2 separate regions of the Homo sapiens genome follow, and region 1 is linked to region 2. Evidence: chromatin contacts called from ENCODE Hi-C or POLR2A ChIA-PET data. All regions are on one chromosome and are shown on one strand. Each heading gives the region's core, a stretch centred on a gene start or an enhancer-like site at or near the end of the contact. The rest is flanking DNA. Distances are from core to core; before and after follow the strand shown.

Evidence for each region. A loop is a pair of places that touch in the nucleus more often than their neighbours do. ChIA-PET counts read pairs that join two places held with the same protein, here RNA polymerase II (POLR2A). Pooled maps may share reads with other maps.
Region 1: a loop to region 2 is called in a map of B cell, with 5 times the contacts of the local background. The contact joins the enhancer-like site here to the promoter of IL12B-AS1 in region 2. A Hi-C loop is called at or near these places in 14 of 168 maps with a recorded cell type or tissue (B cell, CD14-positive monocyte, CD4-positive, alpha-beta T cell and 8 more), 34 of 37 single-sample maps with no recorded cell type and 18 of 50 pooled maps. POLR2A ChIA-PET finds 5 or more read pairs at or near these places in 15 of 52 experiments (B cell, CD4-positive, alpha-beta T cell, CD4-positive, alpha-beta memory T cell and 11 more).

The regions. Positions count from the first base shown.
Region 1 is chr5:159,410,671-159,416,439 of GRCh38, reverse strand. No RefSeq gene overlaps it. Among named protein-coding and RNA genes, the nearest start is that of LINC01845, 53 kb to the left of the region's middle. Within about 2 kb of position 4,044, at least 2 of the 41 ENCODE cell types and tissues checked have a DNase peak (open chromatin) inside an H3K27ac peak, as active enhancers do; they include B cell and CD8-positive, alpha-beta T cell, where a contact is called at or near this core.
Region 2 is chr5:159,328,399-159,334,250 of GRCh38, reverse strand. It overlaps IL12B-AS1 (IL12B antisense RNA 1), which reads right to left and starts at 2,733. Exons shown (of 5, transcript NR_037889.1): 1 at 2,211-2,733; 2 at 1,248-1,469. It overlaps IL12B (interleukin 12B), which reads left to right and starts at 3,764. Exons shown (of 8, transcript NM_002187.3): 1 at 3,764-3,819.

The DNA.
Region 1 (5,769 bases), core at 2,795-5,294, 81 kb before region 2:
TCCAACATTTTGAATGAAATTATGAGTTAAAATTCCAAATGTGACCAAAATTTCAAGCATAGGGAGGCCTCTACACATTGTTTCTGTTCCTTTACTGTTAAAAATATTTTTGTATAGCCGGGCACGGTGGCGGATCACCTGAGGTCAGGAGTTTGAGAACAGCCTGGCCAACATGGTGAAACCCCCTCTCTACTAAAAATACAAAAATTATCGGGGGGTGGTGGTGTGCGCCTGTAATCCCAGCTACTCGGGAGGCTGAGGCAGGAGTATCGCGGAGGTTGCAGGGAGCCGAGATCACGTCACTGCACTCCAGCCTGGGGGACAAGAGTGAGACTTCTGTCTCAAAAATAATAATAATAATAATAATAATACATAAGTGAAATATTTTTGTATAAAATTTTAGAAAACACCCATGTATGCTATTTAATTTGTGGTGGAAGTGTTGCAGAATTTTGCTCCTTAGTTCAACTAAAACCGGGTTCTTGTCACACAACCAGGAAGAATGAGGCGCGCGGACATACTGAAGGGTGCTTAGAGAGGAATTTGTTGGGCAAAAAGGAAAAAAGGAAAAAGAAACTCTCAGCAAAGCAAGAAGGAATTCTGCCAGTGGGCTCCCATCTCACAGCCTGAACACCAGGCCACCACACAGAAACTGAAGAGGCCAGACTCCTCCCTCCTGCAAAGAGTGTGAACTCCCCCTGGTTCCACCCCGTTCTCCCAGTGAGCAGGCCAGTCGGAGATTCTCCGGGGACCCCTTTTTATCTGCCTAGGAATTTGGCCATCTCAGAAGTACATTTCTTCTGAGTCTTTGTATTCTTGCCACTTCTGGCACGGTGCTTGACTATAAGAACTCCAGAAGGGCTGGCATTATTTATTAACATAAATCCTAAAAGGTCTTTACCCGTCAGAACGGCTTAGAGGAGTTCCGCATGTAGGCGGAGAGATACACCAGATGACTCTGCCTGCAGAGGTCTCATACTCTGTGGCTTATTAGTGCCTGTATTGTCACTATGGCAACAAAAAGTCTAATAAGATCTAGTTAAATTAATAATATTCATAGCAATGTCATCACTAATATAAAATTCAAATTAGTTCTTCCTGAGCTGAAAACAGAAACAATCTTTATATGAATGAACTAGTGATAACCTCGCTGTTTTGTTTTTTGTTTTTTGTTTTATTTGCCTTTTTCTTTTCCTTTAACTGATTTATGTATTTTGTAGGAGAATGGAGATATTAGAAAGTTTACCGTGTCCTTGACTACCGGCCCAACCACTATTACCATCCCACCCCATATCTCTCATCCCAAAGCATCTCCCTGACTTCTGAGGTCTGAACAATCAGTTGCAACAGTGACCACTGGGTTTTGTTGTCTGTTGTTATCTTTGTTTTGTTTTTGAATGCAAATGTGCCTAGGAAAGGATAACATGTAAAGTTACCAATCTCTTCTTAAGACTCGGCAGATGGCTTTGGCATTGGTTGAGGATGGGGTGAAGAAAGGCAGTCCCAGCCTCTGAATCAGAGTCAGGTCTGAGGCCAAACCCCCAATTCTGCCATTGACTTGCTGAGCTACTCTCAGTAATTACTTGCCACTGCTGCACCTTCATTTTTCTTTCCTGTAATATAAAAGCTGGAAACTAGGTGTTCTCCAAGAGCTTTTCCAGCTGTAAAATTCTACAGTTCAAGGCAGCATAATTAATGGAAAAATCAAGGGCACAACCACACGGATAAAAATTCAGAAAGATAAACCTTTGGGAGGCTGAGGCGGGCGGATCACGAGGTCAGGAGATCGAGACCATCCTGGCTAACACGGTGAAACCCCTTCTCTACTAAAAATACAGAAAATTAGCGGGCGTGGAGGCGGGCGCCTGTAGTCCCAGCTACTCGGAAGGCTGAGGCAAGAGAATGGCGTGAACCTGGGGGGCGGAGCTTGCAGTGAGCCGAGATGGCACCACTGCACTGCAGCCTGGGCGACAGAGCGAGAATCTGTCTCAAAATAAATAAATAAATAAAATAAACCTGATTGGAAAAGGTTACAGAATCACTTGTACAGCATAAAACCACTTTAACTTTTTAATTTAATTTTTGGAATAGGTAACATAGTCCATCCACATGGGCTATCTCAAAAAAAATTAAGAAATATATTTAAAAATCTTCTCCCATACCTCATACCGCCCCTCTTTCCACATCCCACATGCAAAACTGCTATTAGGTTTTGCATGTAAACTTTCAGTTTCTTTATGCATATGCAAAAAAAAATTAATACATAGGCTTATTTTCCCCTTCATTAGCACAAAATACAGCATGCTATATATATTCTTCTGCATCTTGCTTTTTTTTCCACTTCACATGTATTTGAAAACTTTCCATATTAGTACAGAGAGTGCCTTCATTCTCATTTACAACTGCATATGATTCCGTTACAACGATGCACCATACTTATTTAATCACTCCCTGTTAATGAATATGTGAACTATTTCTGGTCTTTTTATTACAAGCAATACTGCAATGAATAACCTTGAACACATGCAGTTTTGAACATGTGTAAACATATACTTATCTATAGATAAATTATAAGAAATGGGATTTCTTTTATAATTTTGTGCATTTGCCATTTGCTTTTTTTTTTTTTTTTTTGAGGCAGTTTCTCACTCTGTTGCCGAGGCTGGAGTGCAGTGGATCAATCATAGGTCATTGCAGGCTCAAACTCCTGGATTCAATCAATCCTCCCACCTCAGCCTCCCAAAAGTACCAGGACTATAGGCATGAGCCACCACACCTAGATTTGTGCATTTGCATTTTTGTTATATGTTGTCAAATTGCCCTCTACAGAGATTATACCAGTTTACTCACCACAATCAAAGTTTAAGTGCGTCTTTCCCTCAGCCGCTTCTATACACTGTTATCAAATCTTGGGTATGGACCGATTTGGCAGATTTTTGAAATGCTATCTCAATGTGAAGGGGGTTTTTTTAGTGAATTTTTTTTTTTTTTTTTTTTTTTAGAGACGGAGTCTCACTGTGTTACCCAGGCTGGCCTCTAACTCCTGGGTTCAAGCCGCCCTCCCACCTCAGCCTCCTAAGTAGCTAGGGCTACAGGAATGCACCACTGCACCCAGCTTCAATGTGGTTTGAATTTTTATTACTCTTTTTTTAATGAATCTTTTCTGATGGTTAATAGCCATTTGTATTTTTTTCTCCGTAAATTAATACTTTAAGCTCTTTCTCATATACGTAAATTTTTAAAACATGCATACTGATTGTTTATAGCCATGAACATGCATAATGAAGGGTGGGAGAGAAACTCTAACCTCAATTGAGAGGCTGCTGCTGGCAAGGATGGCAGGCGGGTGGGACAGGGCAGACAGCAGAGACACAAAGGGATTATCGATGAGGGGGTAACATTTTATTTCTTTAAAAAAAAAGCACATGAAGCAAGAAAGAAAATTGAAAAAAAAAAAAAGGAAGCAAGGGAGGGAAAGAGAAGACAAGCTTTAAAATCAGTAAAGCTGGGCTTGAATCTCAGCCACAACACATGCTCTGTGGCCTTTCAAAGCTCTCATAACCTCTCTCATTCTCAATTTCCGCATCTCTAGGATGTAGAGAATTTAATGACTAAAGATAATCCATGTAAAACCATGATTAGCACATCATTGTTGCTAAACAGTCATATTACATTGTTAATTTGATTATTATTCAAATGTATATGATGCCTCAAGCCAAGAGAAAGGGTCTGGTGGCTTTTCCTGGCTCAACTACCTTTTTCCTGTTAGGTTTCCCCAGGGGGTAGCCTCTTGTTGGTGACATCATGCCAGCGGTTTCACCCTCTCTTGACTATTTTCCAAATGTCCTCCCCAGAGCTGCCCCTGTTGGTGTAACTGGCGTGACTGAGAGAAGCAAGGATGTGCTTGGGGTAGGGCTGGGAGGGGGAGTTTCCTCTGTGTCGCAACCACTGTTTCCAAAAGCTGTGACCTCTGTTAGCTGTGAGATTTTGTCTTCCTGTTGTGGCAACATCTGTAGAACCACATCCATGGTTTACCTGCAGCCTAAAACGCCCTGGCCTCGGAGGAAGCTAACACCTCTTTCTCCTTAGTTTGCATTACCTCAACAAGCAGTAGGCTGCCCCACCACACCCACCACACCCCAAAGCTTCTTGATGCCTTGTTTTTCCAAAGCCTCAGAGACACAGAAAAGTTATTCCTTTGCTGTAAACTCCTTTTATCAGAACAGAAATGATTAGAGCAATGAATTTGGTACACACCTTTTTCCCATCTTTGAATTATTTTCTGAGTTGAAATGGTTTCTATTCTTTTTCATTATTTTGATCCTAAAACATCAGAACACTAGAAAGGAGAGAAGAGACAAAGGAAGAAAAAGAAAAAAAGAGGATTGCCGAGGCAGAAAGAAGAAAAAAAATAGGGTTGAAACAGATGGTGTCCTGCCAGAGTCACCTCTTAGGCCCTGGAGACAAGCTCCAGAAATAATCTAAAGGCCTACGTTGGACACCAGGTCCTTCCTTAGTGGCTGAACCTTTGCTCTCAGAGACCAAATAGCTCTTGTATAGCTAATGCCCAGCTATAAGTGAGAGAATGCTGGGTGAGCTTAAAGGAACACCCCTTCTAATAACATCTGGAAGCTTCACCAAACCAGCAAAGACAATGTCCTTCAATTATAATTGCAGCGATGAACCAATAACCCATCAACCAAATCATGAACATCATGGAGAAAGGAATTACTGTTTTTCACAGAGGTGAAGATCGCTTTATCTTTGGCAGAACTGATCTGAAGGGAAATTGTAAGAGACATGAAATTTAACTTTCCTGGCATTTGTGAATATTTCTTCTTTTAATAACCTGGATTCCATGAAACCAGGAACCTCTTTCTGTAGCATCCCTTGCAGGCCTGCCATCACATTTACTGCCAGTGCCTCACCTCTCTTGCCTTCATCCAAATTTCCCTTTCATTGGCCTAGTTTTCTGGAGCTCTTTGCTGGGAGACAGACAACTGCCTGTTCTGAGAAACCATTCCATTCTAAAGTGATAATGGATGCTGCAATAGGTAGAATAATAACCCCTCCAAATATATCCATGACCTAATCCCCAGAATCTTTGAATATGTTACGACATAGCAAAGGGGACTGTGCAAATGAGATTAAGGTTAAGTACTCTGAGATTATCCCGCATTACCCAGGACAGCCTAATCCAACCACGAGTCCTTAAAAACGGGGTCAGTTTCCTTAAAAATGAGTCAGAGAGGTGAGAGGAAAGAAGAGTTTCTGACTTTGAAGATGGCAGAATTGGGCGTGAGTCAAGGAATTCGGGTGGCCTCTAGAAGCTGGGAATGTCCCTCAGTGATAGCCAGCAAGGAAACAACATCTCAGTCCTACAACCAGAGGAAATGAATTTTGCCAGCGACCTGAATGCGCAAGGAAAGAGATCCTCCCCTAGAGCTTTCAGAAGGCACATACCCCTGCTGACACCTTGATTTTAGCCCAGTGAGACCATGTCAGACCCACAGAACTGTAAGAGAATAACTTTGCATTGTTTAAACTACAATACTTGTGGAAATCTGGGGTGTTTTTTTTTTTTTCTAGCAACAGTGCTAACATGAGACTCAGTCAGTAGGGATTTCAGTTTGTTTTCTAAAGCAACCATTACGGTACAACGTGGGGGAAAAAATGTGTGCATTTTGGAGCAAGCAAGTTGTTTTGCCACAGTTTGTGGTCAGGTGTGTACACATTCATCTGTCCAATAAACATTTATGGAATGCCTAC
Region 2 (5,852 bases), core at 1,484-3,983:
ATCAATGCTTAATTATAACTATATTCCTGTCCAGAACCCAGCATGCAATTCTTGTCAACCCTGTGAGGGTGGTTTCATGACTCTCAATGGCCTACCACTTTCCATCTAGTAGGGCAAACCTGCCTTGTCTATCACTTTCCTTGTAATAAGCCCATTCTCCTTGTCAGGGAGTGGTATACAGGTGATAAGTGAGACTTCATGAAAAGGCTATGGAGCTTGTAGGGCAAATTATTTGCTCCTAAGAGACATCAACAGGACAAGATAGTCTTTTCTTATCCCAGGTGTTATCAGTCCTTAGTGGATTGATGCCTGGAACTGCAGAGCTCCTTAGAAAACTAAGCCCAGGGCAACCTAATTGATGCAGACGTGAAATCTGTTCAAGTGACCTCTAGCAAGTCACTGCAAGTGACTGAATACAAAATAGACTGTTGCAAGAAAAGAGCAACTTGCAGAACAATATGTATAGTATGATTCCATTTATATAGCCAGATAGATATAAATACATAGAGAAGCATTCAGAAGCTCTGCAGGAATGCTGGCACTGGTAACCTCTGGAAGCCACAGGAATCAGGGCCTCAACATTGTATTCTATGTATATTTGTATTGTTTGAAGTTTTTACAATAGCATGCATGCATGTATTGCTTATGTAATTTTCTAAGATTTTAATTTTTATAAGTACACATGGCTTCTCCTTTATTTGAAATGTGTACTAGATGATCAAAGCATTCTTCTAGGAGAAAATAAGTTTTTGTGGCCAAAAAAATTCTTTAAGTTATTTTTGGTTTTTAGGGGGTTGCCTCCATGTCACAGCTTAATCATCAGACACATTAACCTTGCAGCTCAGCACGCCCTCTGTTTGTCAGCAGACCTTCCTCGCCCATAGGGTAAGCAATAGAAAGCTTATAGGTATCAGTTTATTTTGCCTGGGATCAGGGTCTGGATTGTGAAGTGGGACATGTTGATAAACCTCTTCTCCAAAATTAGGTCAATGGGCATTTGGCTCATATTACCAGAATGCTGGCTGGCCATGTACAGCCTGTCTCCGAGAGAGGCTCTAATGTGGCCCCCACATTAGAACAACCTGCCAATGACCACATTAGAACCTCCATTGTTAAAATGCAGGTTCCTGAGCCCCATCCCAGATCTGAATCACAATCTCCAAGCATCAGCCCCAAGAACCTGAATTTTGTTGTTACATGCAGATAAAGTACGAGAACCACTTCCTCCATGGGTGAACTGAACTTACCAAAATAGTCAGTCCCGAGGGGCAGAGATGGCGTAGGTGCCAGTTCTTCTTTCTCATCCTAGATGCTCAGAGTCAAATTCTTGGCTCAGCAATAGACAAGTGATTTCACTGTGGGAAGACAATTCAGAGCCCTGTTCCAGGCTCCTCACATTGATTCTCTCTGTCTTCTTCCACTCCTCTTTGTCATCTTTGATGTCCCCTTGTGAGCTACGAAAAGACTTTCTGGGACACGACAGGATAAAAAAATAAATAAGTGCAAGCAGCCATTCATTAAACGTTTAGCCAGGATGCTGCTTTAACTGCATCCCATCATATCTCATTAATCTTCACACCAGTCCTGAGATCAGGTACTATTATTAACCCGATTTTACAGATGTGAGGAACTGAGGCTTAACGAAGGTAAGTAACTTGCAGGTGCGGGTATCCAGCTCTCTAACTCCAGAGCCCATGCTCTTAAAACCCTATTACTTGTCCCTGGTGGAGGTGAACACTGGGGGCCCTTTCATATAGGACTAGCCCTCGGGCTGCAATCTGAGCGGAAAAGGGAGGATGAGGGCATACTTCGAAGCTTCTTTTGCATAACTGGCGCTGGATTTTTACTGAGACTTTACGTTACAGTTTTTTTTTTTTAATTTTCAAGGTGCTTTTACGAACACATGAATAAAATATTTGTGTCATTTTGAACCTTACTTGTCTTATTTTATGCATGTATTTATTTATGGGGGGGCACAAGGACTCATCTGTGGTGGTGCAGCCACTGTAAATAAATTAGTGAAACTACTTCACGTCAATTTCTGTTCAGTACACTTTAGTGATGGATCGGAGGAAATTAATACATGTTTACAAAAAGCCCCTCCCCCAGTTGTTACATATGCCTCAGAGATACCAGTTGTGAAAAGTGCAGGTGCACTTACACACATACGCACACACACCCCACAAATGGTATCATACGAAAAAACATACCTGCAATCTGCTTTGTCCACTTAATTGTATATCTTGGATACAGAACTTGTTTCACTGGAAGGCTAAAAGGCAAAGTCTGGGGAGGCCTAGAGGACACAGGGGATGGGAGGAGGCGCTCTGAGCTGGATGTAAGGTCTCCACCCACGGCCAGAGCACAAGGTCGGATAACCAGTGGGCCTGCCGGCTTGGCTGCCTGGGCCCTCCCCTGCCGAGACAAACGGCTGGAGGGAGGAAGTGTGCGGCTGGGAAGCTCCGCTGCTCTGGCCCGGGTTTCCCATTTCCCCCTTCCCGCGCTGAGACGGCGAGGAAAGTTAGCCCGGAAATCTGCGCCCGCCTAAAACCCGGCCTGGTCCCAGCCACCGCCCCAGGAACTTCCCCCACCGCAGGGGCGGAGGTCGAGAGCAGGGATGGAGAAGTGGACCTGCGCGGGTGGACTCCGGGGCGCGGGTGGACTCCGGGGCGCGGGGGGACTCCGAGGAGCGGGTGGACTGTGGGGCGCGGGTACCGTCTCGCAGCGACCTCTGTCGGCGGCTCTGGGGATGGCCCGCATCTGTCTGCGTGTACCTGGTATACGTGCAGGTACATGTTCCTGTTCACGTGCAGACTGGGCGGGGGATGGGGGGGTCCACACCGGTGTACACCTTTGCATACCTCTTAGCAACTTGAAATTCCACCACGAGAGATATCTTTATTCCGCTATTCCTGTGCATCTGCACGGAGCCCCTAGGGCCATAGATTTGTGTGCAAATGAAATGAGGATGTAGTCTGGGTGCCCAAGGGGGGGTGCCTTGAGTGTGGTTGTCTGTATGCCTCCCTGAGGGTATTTCACTTTCTGCTCCCATCCGCCCCTATGAGCGAGTACCTATGAGCACAGGATGTGCACATATTTGAGTCTTATTAGTGGTACACGCAGTTTTATCATCTCCCCAGGTCTGTGTCTGTATGAAATGTGCATGGGTGTGTGTGTGCACGCGTGTGTTCCCACTCGGGGAATGTGGGGAGAGGTGCATGGAGCCAAGATGGGTGGTAAATAGTATGTTTCTGAAATTAAAGGACTAATGTGGAGGAAGGCGCCCCAGATGTACTAAACCCTTTGCCCTTCATCTCATCCTCTCTGACTTGGGAAGAACCAGGATTTTGTTTTTAAGCCCTTGGGCATACAGTTGTTCCATCCCGACATGAACTCAGCCTCCCGTCTGACCGCCCCTTGGCCTTCCTTCTTCCTCGATCTGTGGAACCCAGGGAATCTGCCTAGTGCTGTCTCCAAGCACCTTGGCCATGATGTAAACCCAGAGAAATTAGCATCTCCATCTCCTTCCTTATTCCCCACCCAAAAGTCATTTCCTCTTAGTTCATTACCTGGGATTTTGATGTCTATGTTCCCTCCTCGTTATTGATACACACACAGAGAGAGACAAACAAAAAAGGAACTTCTTGAAATTCCCCCAGAAGGTTTTGAGAGTTGTTTTCAATGTTGCAACAAGTCAGTTTCTAGTTTAAGTTTCCATCAGAAAGGAGTAGAGTATATAAGTTCCAGTACCAGCAACAGCAGCAGAAGAAACAACATCTGTTTCAGGGCCATTGGACTCTCCGTCCTGCCCAGAGCAAGGTAAGCACTTCCCAAGCCCCTACCTCCCTCCCCTCCCTGTGGGCCTGCAGCTGTCCAGGTGTAGAAACCGTTAGTGTGCTACCCCAGCAGCTGGCAGGAGGGAGTTGGTGGATTCCTGGAAGCATCCCTGGTGAGTCATCTGCTGGAACATTAGTGAAAACTTAGTACTCTAGGGACCGATGTACAGTGTCCATTTTAAAAGCCACCTAATAATAACTGTATAGCAAGATCTGTGTGTATGCATAGTTTGTGGAAATGTTTGTTTTATCTTATTTTGAAGTGGTGTGTATTGATGTATAAAAGTATATTCCTAAATGTTAATGCCCATCAGTTAAAGGATTGTATAGAGCTAAAGTGAGTGGTGCCTGCCTTACTATTGAAATTTTTAAAAAGCCTTTCGTGCATTCCTTAAAGTAATTGGATTCATAATTATAATAATGTTACAAATCAGACTTGCTCCCATATTTGTGATGGTCTTGGTCGTCAGTTGTGATATCAACCAAAATGACAGCTGGGATCCCCATTCTTGTGGATTAACTAACTTTGGCCCCAGTTAAAAAATGAAAAGCTATTATTGCTTCCTAAAGAGTTTTTAAATCTGTGAGAAGGGGGAAAAAAAGGTTTTTTTACTTGCCCAGGTAAAATTGTGTGCAACAACAATGTCATTTTAACAAAGGGATTACTAAACCCCAGGTGATGACCCACTTTTTCAAACAAGGAATTGCAAGATACTAGATGGAATGTGGGTAACCTCTTAGAGTTTAGTTTACTGGAATCTGAAATTGTATGATTTCCGTACATTCCTTCATGCTACTAATAAGTCATGGAATCCCTCTGTGCTGGACTCTGGGGGTAAAGTGCAAAACAAGATAGACATGATCCATGGCATAAGAGAGTTCACTCAGTGTGGCAGAGAAGACAAACAGTAAAGAAGAGACTGTATTGTTGCCATTGTAGTAAATGCTGTGGAAGGAGGGGAGCAAATAGTGGGTCCTGACTTCATCTAGGCACCATGACACTTCACGTGAATTATGTCACTAACTCCTTACCACAGTAGCATGCCCATTTTATAGATCAGGAGTGTGGGGCTTAAAGGGGCCAAGTGACTCACCCAGAGTCACACAGTTCTAGAAGTCTGCCTGGCCCTCAAACTAGGGATCTTTGCATGTGCCACCCATGCCATCTGTGACTATATCTTTTTATTCTTTAATAATAACTCCCTTTTCTAATTAAAGGTAACAAACAAAACTTAAAAAAGAGATGCCCACCCAAGCGTCATTGGCATGCTGATGTTGGCACCAGTGTTGGGAAGCCCTTAGCATACTCCAGGAAGTAGGAGTGTGTAACGTGGGGTCCCTTTGTCCTTCATGCAAGGGTTTCAAGAGTTTAGAAAACCTATGAAATTGCACACACAAAAATGTGTTTTAATCATCAAGACTCTCAGACTTACCATGCTGAGAAATGTGGGCTGAGGGATAGCGCTCCCTAGTATCAGCTGATGGGCCAGAGAGCCAAAGGAGGAGACCCACCACCATCACCTCTCCTGGACAGTGCTCTGTGGTTTCAAATGTAGGTGATACTAAAATGGGAGTTGCTTCTTAGAACCATGGCCGGGGTTCCCTTGACCCTGAAGTGCAGTTCACCTGAGATTGTCAAATGCATCTGAGGCATGCAGAGGAAGTGCTGGGCACACAGCTAGTGGGAATACCTCAGCGTAAGTGGCCAGGAGATGCCAGGAATCTCCACTATTTCCCTTCCAGTGTGCCAGCCTCTGGGTTTTACAGGCGCATGTAATTGCAGTACCTCTGTGCACATTTCCCTACTGCCTAGAATGACTTTCTTGACTATCCATGATATATAAAACACAGATACCGAATTGTTCCCTTACCTCTTCCTCTAGGTTCAAGTTAATATGTTATTGGTTGCCTTCTATAATATGTTATCTCATTGCCTTTCCCAACAAGCCTTTGAGATAAGTATTAGGTCCATTTTATAGACAAAGAGACTGAGGCTCAGCGAGTAACTTGGCCAAC